Linked DNA regions of Homo sapiens: region 1 is linked to region 2. A link is an interaction called in ENCODE POLR2A ChIA-PET data of the cell type or tissue named here. Cell type or tissue: K562. All regions are shown on one strand. Links, peaks and the distances in the headings refer to the core of each region. The heading gives the core; the rest is flanking DNA.

Region 1 (5,000 bases), core at 1-5,000, 570 kb before region 2:
TTGTAAATAACATGCTTATACTGCTATTTCCTGATGTATCACTTTTGCACACCAAATTTTTGACTAACACGATAGTAATGGAGGATTTAGCTGGTTAACGCACACCTCTGCCATCTCCTCTACCCTTTTATCCCTATAGAACTGGATCACAATGTTAGAGTCGATCACAGTAAATATTGCATTATTATTTTATAATATCGAGCTTATGACTATATAAATTATGTTTACTGCTGATTCAAGTAATGTATTACTGTGATTGCAATGGTCTGAATGTTTCTGTCCCCCCAATATTTATATATTGAAATCTCAATCCCCAAGGTGATGCCATTTGAAGGCAGGACCTTTGGGAGGTTGATTAGTTTATGAATGTGGAGCCCTGGTGAATGGGATTGGTTCCCTTATAAAAAAGAGACCCTGGAGAACTCCCTCACCCTTGTACCATGTGAGGACACAGTGAGAAGATGGCAACTATGAACCAGGAAGCATGTCCTCACCAGAAGCCAAGTCTGCCAGAACTGTGTGAAATAAATTTCTGTTATTTATAAGCCACCTGATCTATGGTATTTTTTTGTAAAAGCCTGAATGGAATAAGAAAATAATTATATTGCCTTTCTCTTAAAATTATTTGTTTTCTCCTAGTACCTTTTTCATTTGCCTATAGATTTATCACCTTTTTAAATAAGTGCTTCAACGCATGTGTCACCCACACCTATCAATAATTTTTCAACACCAGACTGCTCAAACACCAGACCTCTCAGATCCATTTCTCCTGCAAAGACATCTTTCTGCAGCTGCCCCATGCAATTCCTCCATCTCCAATACAAACTCTCTCTAGGCCGGTGCTGAGCTATCATCTTGTGACTTCCTTTTGCTGTTTTCCTGGGATGGATCCCTATTTCCTGGATTTCATGTCTTTCTTTTTCATGGCTTACTCCTTCATTCACTGATTTTGCCCAGTGGCTTCATCAGAAAGGGCACAAGTGAGGTAAATTTTTAAATTCATTATATGTCTGAAAGTATCTTTATTCTACACCAGCTGCCCTGTGGCCCCTTTATTTCTTTCCCCCAAGATGCACCCAAGTTCTGCAATCCCTGCCTTCTTGCTCAGCTGTTTTTGGTACCATTTTAGGCTTCAGGGACTGGTCTTTTCAGCATTTAAATGTCCATCCTATTACCAGTTAAGGAAATTCTTGCCTTATTGTTATATACTTGCCTTTAAAAAAAAATCCTTGGGCTTTTTCTGTACAAGGACATGGATTGGGATGACAGGAGGGAGAAGGTACAAGTGAAGAACTCAGTGGCCTGAAATCGACTCTCTTTGGACTATGAGGACTTGGCCATTTTCCACAACAGAGAGTGTAGAGGAATGCTGTCTTGTGCTGCCGTGGGCCACAAGGTGTGGTGGCAGGTCTCATATGCTCCAACATCTGGCCATGAAGAATCATGGTTGGTCAATCTCAGAGGGAGGAATGAGCTGTAAACCTATAAGAAAATCAACACCATTATTTCCCTAAAGTATCCAAAGCAATTCTATGTACTTCTGACAAGGAAACAGGAAGGAGAATCTAGAGTGCTGCTCAAATTAAAGGGAAAAGGAGAAGAAAGATTATTGGCTACCACCATCTCTCTCACCCTTACCCCTTGCCTACCTCACTCTGTAGAGGCTAGAAACACAAGATTTGCACTTCCGGCTCCTGTTGCAAATCAGAGTAGCTGAGTGACCCACATTTGGCCAATGAGTACTTGTGGGGCAGGCTGCTGGGAGGCTTCTGATGGAGCCTTCTTTTTCCAAACAATCAGGCAGAGGCTTGGGAGGAAGCAAGCTCTTGCTCCCACCTGTCCTTCCTTTTTAGGATGTGCTGTGAGGACCTAATGTCTGCAACTATCATGTATGAAGGTGACAAAGAGCCCAAATGCGGCTGAAGGAGTGGAGAATGGGAATGACCTCGATGAGCTGCACCAGCAATCCTGAGATCACACATCTAACTTCTTAAGGAAGCAATAAATGTCCCTTTGCGGTAAGCTACAGCAACTCAGGTTTTCAGCCACTAGTAGCTGAAAGTATGCCTAACTGATGCCAGGAGTCAAGGAGAGCCCTTCCTATACCACCATGTCCCTGCCGTGATTGTTCATGTGCTTGGCTCAGTCCTATCCACAGATGGGGGATGTGGGCCATGCAGGGACTTACCATCAGCTTCTCTGTACTGCTCCTCTGACTCTGAGCTTGTACCCTCATAGGATGACTACTTCCCTTTAAGGTTGGAGTCCTGCCTTGATCTTGCCCTTGCTGGCCCTAAACCCACCAATGCCCCTCATGGAATCTGGAATTTTATACACCCCATTCTATTGGTAAGGACCCTCTTAGCAGCTCACCCATCCTTCTTGGGCTGGGCAATTCCATGCTTGTCTGGACAAATATGGTCTGTTCCCAGATGTCCCATCCAGCAGCTCATGAGACTCTGTCACCCTCTGGTGGACCTTTCCAAGGTCAGCTGCTTGCCTGAATGATCACACCATTACCTTCTACTGAGCACCTTGCTCTCTGGACACTAGAGTCCTCCTGCCTGGATAAACTTCTATCCTGACCTTCAGCTGAGTTTGCTGACCTTTCCTTCCCCAACCCTTGTTTAACCCCAGAGAGGTGCCTGGCTCCATGTCTTGCCCCCTGAGTAACATCGTAGTACCCAGCAGATGGCATCTAGGCCAAATGACTTTATCACTTACATGGCTTCTAGTCTGATTAAATCCCTCATTCTATTACCCATTATATTTAAGTTATAACTACTTCTACTTTTTCAGGTGAGCAGAGTATAATTGCTCAATAAACTGAAGGTTAATCCAAAAGTGGATAGAATAAAAAATGTCTCTATCATGTAGGTTTTGCTTGAAGAAAAAAAAATCATCCCCCCAAAAAATACTTTCCATTCCTAATTATTCCTAATACTGTCCCAGATTCTTTTATATCAATTAAAGGCTTAATTGATATGAAAATTAAGTTTAAGCTATAATGTCAGGGAATGTTCTTTTTTCCTTTCTTTTGATAGGTGGTGATTTTTTTCAAACAGGCTAGGGATTCAAGAGAATATTTTTATCTGTTCGACCAACATCATGGCTATGATAACCGGACCAAGGTTCCCAAGGCTATTGTGGCTCCAGAAGGATGTGTTTTGCTCCTGTGGGTGACTGGAGTGTGCTCCCCTGACAGCAGCAGTCTTCCTGGGCCCGAGGTCGACTGACCTGTCTTCACTCAGCAGACAAAGGAGTAGGTGGGGTTGTGCAGACAGGAGGTCCCAGCAGCCGCAGCTGCACAGCTCCTGTTGTTTCCCCTTCCTCAGATGGGATTTCTTGCTGATGCAATTACCAGCCACTGTTCTGAGTGTATTACAAGTATGAACTTCGTGATCACAAGATCTTTCTGAGTTAGGTAACATTATTATCCCCAGTTTACAAATGAGGATACTGACGGAGTTCAGAACACGCTACCCCAGAATACGTCATCTTGTCATACTATATATTTTAGACTTGAAGGAAATTGAGAAAACCGTAAAAACAGAAGGTCACGCTCTGATCTTCCCTCACCCTCTTTCCCCTGAAATGGGCCATTAAACCTCACTGACCTTCCCCTGAAAATCGGTCGTAAAACTCTCATTTCAGAAGGGCCCTCCCTATACCCGGAAGAAAGGAAAGAAGACAAGAGAAGACTGAACAAACAGGCCTTGCTAAATTCCACCCCCCACTCCCGCAGTCTATTACCATTAGACCGTAGCCTTTTGTCCTCCAGACATACTTCCGTACAACTATCCATAAAAATACAGAGCCCCCTCTTACTCATGGAGATACATTCCAACATCCCTAGTGGATGCTTGAAACCATGGATAATACTGAACTGTATATACACTGGGGTTTTTTCTGTACATACATACCTATGACAAGTTAAATGTATAAATTAGGCACAGTAAGAGATTAACAGCAATAACTGATAATAATATAGAAGAATAAGAAAAATATAACTAATAAAAGTTATGGGAAGGTAGTCTCTCAAAACATTTTAATATACTCACCTTCTCCTTGTGATGAGGTGAATACATTGGACAAAGGGATGTTTCACATCCTAGGTGAAACTCAGAAGAGTGCAGAGTTTAAAACATGAATTGCTTATTTCTGATTCCAGAAATTTTCCACTTAATACCTTCAGGCCATGGTTGACCTCGGGTGACTGAAACCATGGATTAGGGAAGACTACTACACCCATATTTCCCTGTTTCTTGAAGTCTTCATTTCTGAAAGCTCCCTTGCCACATAAAACTTATATTAAACAAGTTTGTATGCTTTTCTATTGTTTATGTTCATTTGTTTTTAGACTGGGTCTCACTCTGTTGCCCGGGCTGGAGTGCAGTGGCGCAATCTCAGCTCGCTGCAGCCTTGACCTCCTGGGCTCAAGCGATCCTCCCACCTCAGCCTCTCTAGCAGCTGGGACCACAGGCGTGTGCCACCACACTTGGCTAATTTTTTGTATTTTTTGTAGGGCTGGGGTTTCACCACATTGCCCAGGCTGGTCTGCAACTCCTGAGCTCAAGCAATCCGACCGCCTCAGCCTCCCAAAGTGCTGGAATTACAGGCTTGAGCCACCGTTCCTGGCCTTTTCTCTTGTTAATCTATCTTTTGTTATAGGCGTCTCAGCTGTGCACCTGATGGGTGAGCAAAATACTATGTTTGCTCCCTACCACACAAAGCCATGGGGAGGTGAAACAGTTTGCCTAATGTTACTTAGCTAGTGAGTGGCAGAGGTGGGATCAATGTGGGCAGTTTAGCTCTGGACTCAACATTATGCTGAGGTCTGAACACCACTCCAGGGGAGATAATAGGTGAATGTTTTGAGAAAATGTAAAGGTCCTGAAAAACATTGAAATGAATTTTTTTTCTGAATTTTTTTTCCCCAAAAGAGTAAAAACATTGGCCAGCACTTATAATCTGAGCATGAGATGTTCATTAGAATTATA
Region 2 (8,179 bases), core at 1,644-6,643:
AAATGTCATACGGTTGGAATGGTAGATTTTTGCCTTTCAAAAATGGCAACCTGATACATTTGGGGGAGATTTTCAGTCACAAGATTGGGACTGAGAGTTTTTCATTTAACTCTCTACAAACCCCAAATTCCAGGAAACCAAAACATGGACTCTGAAGTTTTCTGATTCGTGACGATTTTGCCGGTTGTTTGCCCGGGCCTTGGAGAGGGATGAAGAGATGTCCTGGGGAAGGTGTTGGCATCAGATGGAAGGTGTGGCAGAAGCCTGTGTCTGGGCCCCCTGAATATGTATCTTTAAGTTTCTAGAGCCTGACCTAGTCATTCTTGAGTTACATTATAATGGAGGATGCAAAACAAAGGCTGGAAAACCTGAAACGAGGCCTTCTGTCCTCCAGTTCAGGCTTGATCAACCCTTCTCTTTTTTTCTCTACTGTCCAGGTGTGTGAGAAAGAGAAACTGTTGTCAGAGAGGAATCAACTGAAAGCATGCATGGGGGAACTGTTGGACAACTTCTCCTGCCTTTCCCAGGAAGTTTGCCGAGACATCCAGAGCCCCGAGCAGATCCAGGCCCTGCATCGGTATTGCCCTGTCCTCAGACCCATGGACTTGCCCACGGCCTCCAGTATTAACCCTGCGCCCTTGGGTGCTGAGCAGAACATTGCGGCCTCCCAATGCGCAGTGGGGGAAAACGTGCCCTGCTGCTTGGAGCCAGGCGCGGCTCCCCCCGGACCCCCCTGGGCACCCAGCAACACCTCCGAGAATTGTACCTCTGGGAGGAGACTAGAAGGCACTGACCCGGGAACCTTCTCAGAGAGAGGACCTCCTCTTGAACCCAGGAGCCAAACAGTGACCGTGGACTTCTGCCAGGAAATGACTGATAAGTGTACAACTGACGAACAGCCCAGGAAAGATTATACCTAGTGACTCGGCTCTGCCTCCCAGTCCGCACACCTCTCCCATCCAGGCGTTCTTCAGTCAGCCTGTGGCACTGTTCATCTGCTGTCCCGAAGAAACCGAGAACACATTTGGTGCACACTACAGCGGTCTTAGCAGCAATACTGTTCCGAAGTATCCTCTCCTCTTCTCGAGCAGGAGTGATAGTTACCTTCACAATGGTGCTACCCCTTGCCCAGGCAAGGAAAGACAGCAGTGATGACACTGTCTGTCTGTGGCTCAATTTCAGTCTTCACAGGGATAGACTACAACACCTCTAGGCCCCAACCACGGATTTTTTTTCTCAGTGGCCCATGTCACAAACCCTATCTCAGGAATTTCTTCTGAATGTTCAATTTTTTTCATTGAAGACAGCTTCTATACACATCAAAGTTTTATAGCTAGACTGTACATATTATATATAATATATATATAAAATATATATATATATATATATATATCCATATGCAAAAGTCCTGCATGCCTCAACTTTCTCATCCTAAAACTGGAAACTTATTTCTCATTTAGAAACAGGTTCCAACATTCCTCTTCTTTTGTCTCTGATGCTAGAACTAGTTTGGTAACTGTTAACATGGTCATTTTTCTTGCTTCACAGTTCAATTTTCAATTCGTACTTATTTATGGACAAAATTCAGTGTTGGAAGCTTTTTCCCAAGGTTTTATTTCAGATTTCTTTTTCGTTTGGTTTGGTTTTGGCACCTCCAAGTGGTGTCATTTGAGCATTGTAGGTTTGTTTTTTGTTTGTTTGGGGGGTTTTGTTTGTTTTTGTTTTTGTTTTTGTTTTCCTTGCAGATACTGTACAGTAATGGTCAACTTTGCCACTTGCACTGAGTTTTGGGTCAAACCTATTTTCTTAAATGAAGTTGTAACTTCGGTATAACTCAAGTATACTGTATATTCTTTGCTTTTAGTTAAAAAAGTAAAACATTTTAGCTAATTAAAAAGCACTCAGGTGATAATTATGTAGGAAAAACAATCTTGCCAAATAATGAATTCATCCTAGGATGTGTAGACAATAATCTGCTTGAATATTTTTATATTTCACCTCCTCCCCACCTTTCCCTAAGCAAAGTTTAAACGCAGATAGAGAGTTCAGAGTTGATGCTGGATGTTCAGATTCCTAAGTGGGGAGAGAGTTTGGACATCTCACTCAAAAGTACATCAGAAAAACAGGAATCCGTGATTTTATACCAGAACTCAGCAGGCATTGGCTCCTAGAAATCAAGTTAGAAAGTTTTCACCCAGGGAGTAAGTCCCATTCATTTCAACACGTCCTGAGGCCTCGGCTTGCTCTTGGAAGTGTTGTGCAGTAGGACCTGCTCCCCTGAAGGACGGGGCCAACCAGCCACTGGCTTTCCTGCCCAGGCTTGGCCTCCCAGGACATCTGGCCTGAGGGGATTTGAATCACAGCCCCGAAGGTCCTGCCTTCACCCCATTGGGAGAGAGCAGGGCATCCTGGCATCTGCGATCCATCCCTGACACAGGCTGACACATTCTTTCTCCTTTCCTTCTCCAAAGGCTTGGAGTTTTCTTCTGAGGTTTTTCTGCCAGTGTCTTGTCTGAAGGCAGACTTCATTCTGAGGCTTTGGACAAGCTATCACCGGGAACCCTCCCTGTCCCCTTCCCGAATCACACACATACCCTACCCTCACCTGATGATAATTTTCTCTTCTTGCTGCAAAACTGGTTGGCTTGCAACCCAGAGAGAGCAGCTTCCCTTGGCTCTGGGGCCGTGTTGGCCCCAGCCACGTTTACAGGAAGGTGTGCCCCAGAGGAGGAGGAATCAGCTCCCTCGCTCCAGTGGCCTTGGGTCCGGGTCTCACTGAGCAGCCCGAGGGCCACTCCAGCCCGGCTGGGGAAGAGAGTCCTGAACGGTTTGATGTGGGGATGGGGTGGTGGGCAGTGGGGAATAGATGGTTGACTTTGTTTCTTTATTTGTGCCATTGTTTGGACAATATTAAAGCTGCATGTAAAAGGGGAAATTAGTATATGATGTAGGCTAAAAGTGAAATCATAGTAACATATGTTTTAGTATTATTAACTTTTTTCTGTACAAATATTAGCACTAAATGTTTAAATATGTATGAATGCCAGAAATTTGTCAGTTCATGCAGTAGGATAAAAAAAAAAAAAAAAAAAAAAAAAAGGCTTTTCTTTTTAAACAGTTCCACTTTTAAAACCTGCCTCTGGGTTTTTGTTTTTTCTTGTTTGTGTGTGTGTGTGTGTGTGTGTGTGTGTGTGTGTGTGTGTGTGTGTGTGTCTGAAACAGATCTTGATAAAGCTCTGTGTTGGAGCTGCTGGTTTTTGTTATGGTTGTTGGAATTTCTTGGCCTACTAGGACAGTTCTGTGCTTCACCATGAGGTTTGCCTTTGTGGAAAACTGGTGACAGTGAGAATATAAACTCAATGTGAATCACGTGATACTTCGCAGGCGTGTGTTACAGTGGAGTCAGCTGACAGTATTTTGCTTTTTAACTCTATTGTTGCCTTTCCAAGTGACCTCTCCTCTTCTTTTAAAAAAAGAACACTTTCTGCTCATATCATAACCAGGTCCAACCCAGCTTCTTGGCATGAGGTTTACCCTGGTAACAACTCATGTGCAACTGGTAGTCTTGACCACATTCCATCCATTTCCTCAGGTTTCTGTGGTTCAGTAGCCCAGACCTGTTTGGCAGCCATTTCTAGCAGGGGCGGGGCCTCTTTATTTCTCTCCACCCTAACTCAGACCTCACCTTCCTCCCACCCACCCCTGCCTTGCTTTTCTTCCTCTTCCCCCAACCTAACTTCTGCCATGGGAACTGGTTAAAAACACTGCTCTAAAAACCATCTTCCAATTTCATAGAGATTTCTCACAAGTTATTTCATTCATAATCCACCATGAACAGTGACTAGCTTCGTGCAGTTGTTCATGTGATGTGTGTGTGTCTTTTCCTATTCAGAACTATGTGCTTGTCAAAATTATTTCTGGGTTGATTCAAAGGGAGGACTTGCTGGGGACCAGAATCCAAACGGCCTCAAGTGGAATTTTAAAACCTAGCCTGTCTCTTTTCCCTGGGATCCCTCTGTCAACCCCACGCCTTTTAGGAAAAAGAAAAGTGAGTGAACAGCAAGGAAGAGTGTTTGCACAGTACAGTAACATTTGGTTGTTCTTAAGGCTCTTTTCTTACAAAAATAAGAGACCCTCCAACCACGGGCTGTTTAGGAGGATGCCTGCTTGGGTCTCCAAATGGCTGGGGTAGGAATGGTTGTTGGGGCAGAGCCAGTGGAGGTGAGTGACCCTGAGACTAATGAACATCCCACCTAAATCCAGTCCTCCCCTTGGATCTGCCTTTGTCCTGCTTGTGTATCCAGGCAACCTCTTTTCAAGTTGGTCAGGCTTTGGACAGGTGAGTGATTTGCTGTATGTGTTTGTTTCTCTGCGTTACCTGGGGGTGCCTTGATTAAAATCGAACTTTATTACATACTGATTCTGGAACAAAACAGTTAGAAAAACTTTAAAAAAAAAAAAACCGACAAAGTTACGAGGCCATCCTGCTATTTATCTTCTGAGTTCCCAGCAATGACTCAGGCATCAGAGATGATGCTGCAGTGGAAAACCTGACTCTGTGTGTCTGCAACTGAATGTTGTGCGAGTAATTTATTAACTGTCTTTCTAAAGGTTTGCTGCTTTTAAGATGCACTATAATTCGGGATGTAATCCTTACATTGCTTTTCCAAGGAAGGGAACAAAAGTCTAGTGATTAGTATGCCAACTGCCACTACTCCTTCAAAAGGAGCCAGGACCAGCGACAAGACTCATGAGAGGACTGGCTAAAGTGAAGTGTGCACAGTGTGAAGTTTAATGCTGTTGTCAAGAGGCCTAAACCCACATTTTCTCTTTTAATATTTTATGATTGCCATCAAAGAAGAAGAAAAAGAAGGAACAGACAAAGGTTTGAAAATGATAAGCCTGTTAAGACACCAAAAACTCCTGTCCCGTGAAGCTGCTTGACATCCTGTGGAGTAGCATAATCCTCTCAAAATGAGGAAGAGCTGCCTGCAAAGCTTTCTCAAGTCCCTATTTGGCTACCTACTTCTCTACATTATGCCCCATTTAAACTAGGAGCTGTCTTAGAAATGACTTCAAACTGCTTCACTATTGCTTACAGTTTAGGAGGAGTCTCAGATCCAGAAGGAGCAAGAATCAAGTTTGGTCCTCAAATGACTGTAAATAGACTAAAGAACAAGGTGTTTTTTGTTTTTGTTTTTGTTTTCTAAGAATAAAGCTGTTCGTTGTATCATGAGTTAGTGTTTCTTCCCCAAACTGAAGACTGTGTTGGAAGTGCAATTTCTGGTGAGTCAGTCCACAATACAATGCCCTGTGTGGAGTTGGTATTCATACAGGAAATCTGTGTGCACGAGGCATTGTGTGTTGAAAGTGTATGTTTATAGTACTGCCTGAGCCATCTCATGACCCCAGCGTCCAAAACCGATGCTGTAGAACAGAACATATCTGTACACAAATAGTGTGTGCAAATAGCATTTGTACATAGAAAAGTCTCATTGTGGCAGATTGAGCATAAATTATTCAACTGACGGTGCAAAAACATTACTTGCAAAGAAAAGTTTATAGTATTTTCCTACACTCCACCCTGGGAGATGATATTTCTATCAAATGAATATCAGTGCATTTTAAATGTAATATGAAAACGATGCTGCCATTTTGTGAAGAATACCCACTTGGTTGCAGAGGCCAACTTTCATAGCTTTGATTTAATGTTGTGACACGGTGTATGCATTTTGCTGTCAAGCAATGGATAAACAGCTCTGACTTTCATTCTCATTCCAGTTTATTGACCTCAGATAAAACACTGGCCCTTCTTAGAAGCAGAAGTGTGCACCAAGACCATTCATTTCAGGTAGACTCACATTCAGTGCCAAGTGCTCCCATGGGAATAATCAGACGCATATGTTGCGAAAGAGTGAAGGGACTTGGACAAAGAGGGGTTTTCCTACAGATGGATGCTCAGTCTTCTACCAAAACATGTTTGGAGGCAGAACTATGACCTCCCCTTAAGTCCTAACAATGTATTTTGTGTGTGCAAATCCTGGGATGCCCGTTTCACGCTCTGACATAAAGACATGGCACCTCTAGTGAGTGATCAGGAAGATTCCATATGCATTTGGGAGCTTCAGGTGCTTGTTAGACACAGTGAGCCATTCAAGGCAAGCACCACCTTTGCTAGTGAGGCCAAGAGAGCCTGTGACAATTTGACAATTTGTTCCAGAACCAGTCTGATGCAAGTGCACCTCTAATATATGCCTTACAAACTCCAGAGGCCATATTCAAAACAGGGTCTTCTCAGTGTATGCAAGGGGCTGCAGCCCCTCTTCTCTTCCTCCCCAGGTTGAACAATACGGACAGTTTTCACACATATCTACCTGTATAACCCTCTGTACCTCTCATAACTGGTCAACGACTGTAACAGGTTACATCAGGTGTTTTTCTACATACTTTTTACACAGATTCTATGCGATTAATGTAATTTAATTCAATGCATCATTTTATTGTACTAGTTCTTAGGCTTGTCCTTATTTTTTTCTAAGTGATTGTGGTTTTTCTCGTGGTTTTTATTGTAAAAAATGAAAGGCTGTTGATGCTTATTCTCTGTAACTAAGAATTTTTACCTTTTGGGGGAAAAAAGCATTGCTATGAACTAATGAATTGAAACTTCATTTACTCATTGTAAATACACTATTGTGCAAAAAAAGTTTTCACTCAATTGAATTGCTAGTGTTAACTGAATTTTGTCTAGACACCATTTCTGTTGATGAAATAAAGACATATCATTATGCATTGTAAACTGATTTTCTCTGCCTCTGATCCCTATGTTCCAAATTACAGAGTGAGAAACCTCAGGAAATCTTTTTTCCTAGAGGCCATTTCTCTTCCTCTAGTTTGGACCCTTACTTGCTACCTGATTAATCTGATTAGGAATCTTTAAAATTGGATAATATTAATGTGATTCCTAAACTCTGAATTTTAAAAATCCCTAGTGCCTGTGAGAGTAGATAAAAGGCTTTAAACCCAATTTCTCGGTTTTGATATTGTGCTATCGCTATGCAGAATGTTACCACGGGAGAAAACTGGGTGATGGGTATCATTTCTTGCAACTGCATGTGAATCTGCAATTATATCCAAAATAGGCTGAATTTTTTAAAAACTAAATGAAAGTAAATGAGAAAGAACATTAAGCCAACACCAAGATGCAGTGAGTTGCAAGGAAAGATGTTTAGAATTGTGGTTGAGGAATCCATACAGTCATGCATTGGTTAGTGAAGGGGGTACGTTGTGAGAAATGCATCCTTACGCAATTTCCTATTGTGAGAACATCAGGGTGTGCCACACCAACCTAGATGAGAAAGCCTATGACACACCTAGACTAGATGTTCCTAGATTGCAAACTTGTGCAGCATGTAACTGTACTGGATATGGTAGGCAATTGTAACACCAGGGTAAGTAGTTGTGTATCTTAACATAGAAAAGTTGCAGTAAAAATAGGGTTTACAATCTTATGGAACCGCTGTCATATATTCGTCCCATCATTGACCAAAACATGGTTATGCCATGCATGACTGTACAGTTTAAAAGTTGTATTCTAAAAGTGTATTTGATAGTTATGTCTTCGATTTTGATGTAAAGAGAAAACAAGATATCAAATGGTGGGCAGGTCGAGTGACCATGAGCGAACACTGGACTGGAGCTCGGAGGTGAGAGAAAGCCACTAGAGCAGAGCAGGGGGGTCTGAGCTGTCAGCGAGGCTGTAACCAGTGCATGCGCATGGTATCCGGGCAGGGCAGGGCTGTGCTGCCGAGATTCACGCTTCAAGGAGTGCATGCGACCGCCAGATGGGAAAACGGAAATTAAAAACTGCCAAGTTCTGCTCCCTCGGGCGAGTCTCCATGGGCACCTATGGAGTCAAGGAAGGCTTCCTGAGAGCAGGTCATGGGTTTTGCAAATGTGTGCTGCTGTGACAACGTCGCAGTCATAACATTTTCGGTACAAGAGGCGGATTACCTACGCCTGAAGATGTGAAGTTAATCCACTCTGAGAAAAACAGGTGGGTCAGAGTCCCAAAATTTTCTGTGGGAAAACCTGGTAATTTAGAACTGATGGTCATGTGCACCTTCAACCCTGACATCTGCTCTTGTGATACAAATAATGGTCATGCATTGAAGGAAAATAA

The links. ChIA-PET counts read pairs that join two places held together with the same protein. Peaks named below come from ENCODE experiments on the same cell type or tissue, not always from the same donor. Only the 100,000 strongest peaks of a DNase experiment are listed, where the experiment ranks them.
Region 1: POLR2A ChIA-PET joins it to region 2 with 6 read pairs; 2 of 35 experiments call an interaction of 5 or more read pairs at or near these places.

What each region holds. Positions count from the first base shown.
Region 1 is chr6:90,495,091-90,500,090 of GRCh38, reverse strand. It overlaps LOC124901362 (a long non-coding RNA gene), which reads left to right. Exons shown (of 2, transcript XR_007059678.1): 1 at 1-2,018; 2 at 3,045-5,000. Among named protein-coding and RNA genes, the nearest start is that of MAP3K7, 89 kb to the left of the region's middle. RefSeq lists enhancers at 3,167-3,461, 3,939-4,495, 4,496-5,000. In K562, for the core only: a CTCF peak has its summit at 2,471 (motif pointing left); a DNase peak (open chromatin) is centred at 2,480.
Region 2 is chr6:89,925,149-89,933,327 of GRCh38, reverse strand. BACH2 (BACH transcriptional regulator 2) reads left to right here. Exons shown (of 9, transcript NM_021813.4): 9 at 438-6,800. The coding sequence ends at 920. Among named protein-coding and RNA genes, the nearest start is that of GJA10, 35 kb to the right of the region's middle. RefSeq lists a silencer at 5,224-5,518. In K562, for the core only: a CTCF peak has its summit at 1,656; a DNase peak (open chromatin) is centred at 3,647; H3K27me3 peaks cover 592 bases.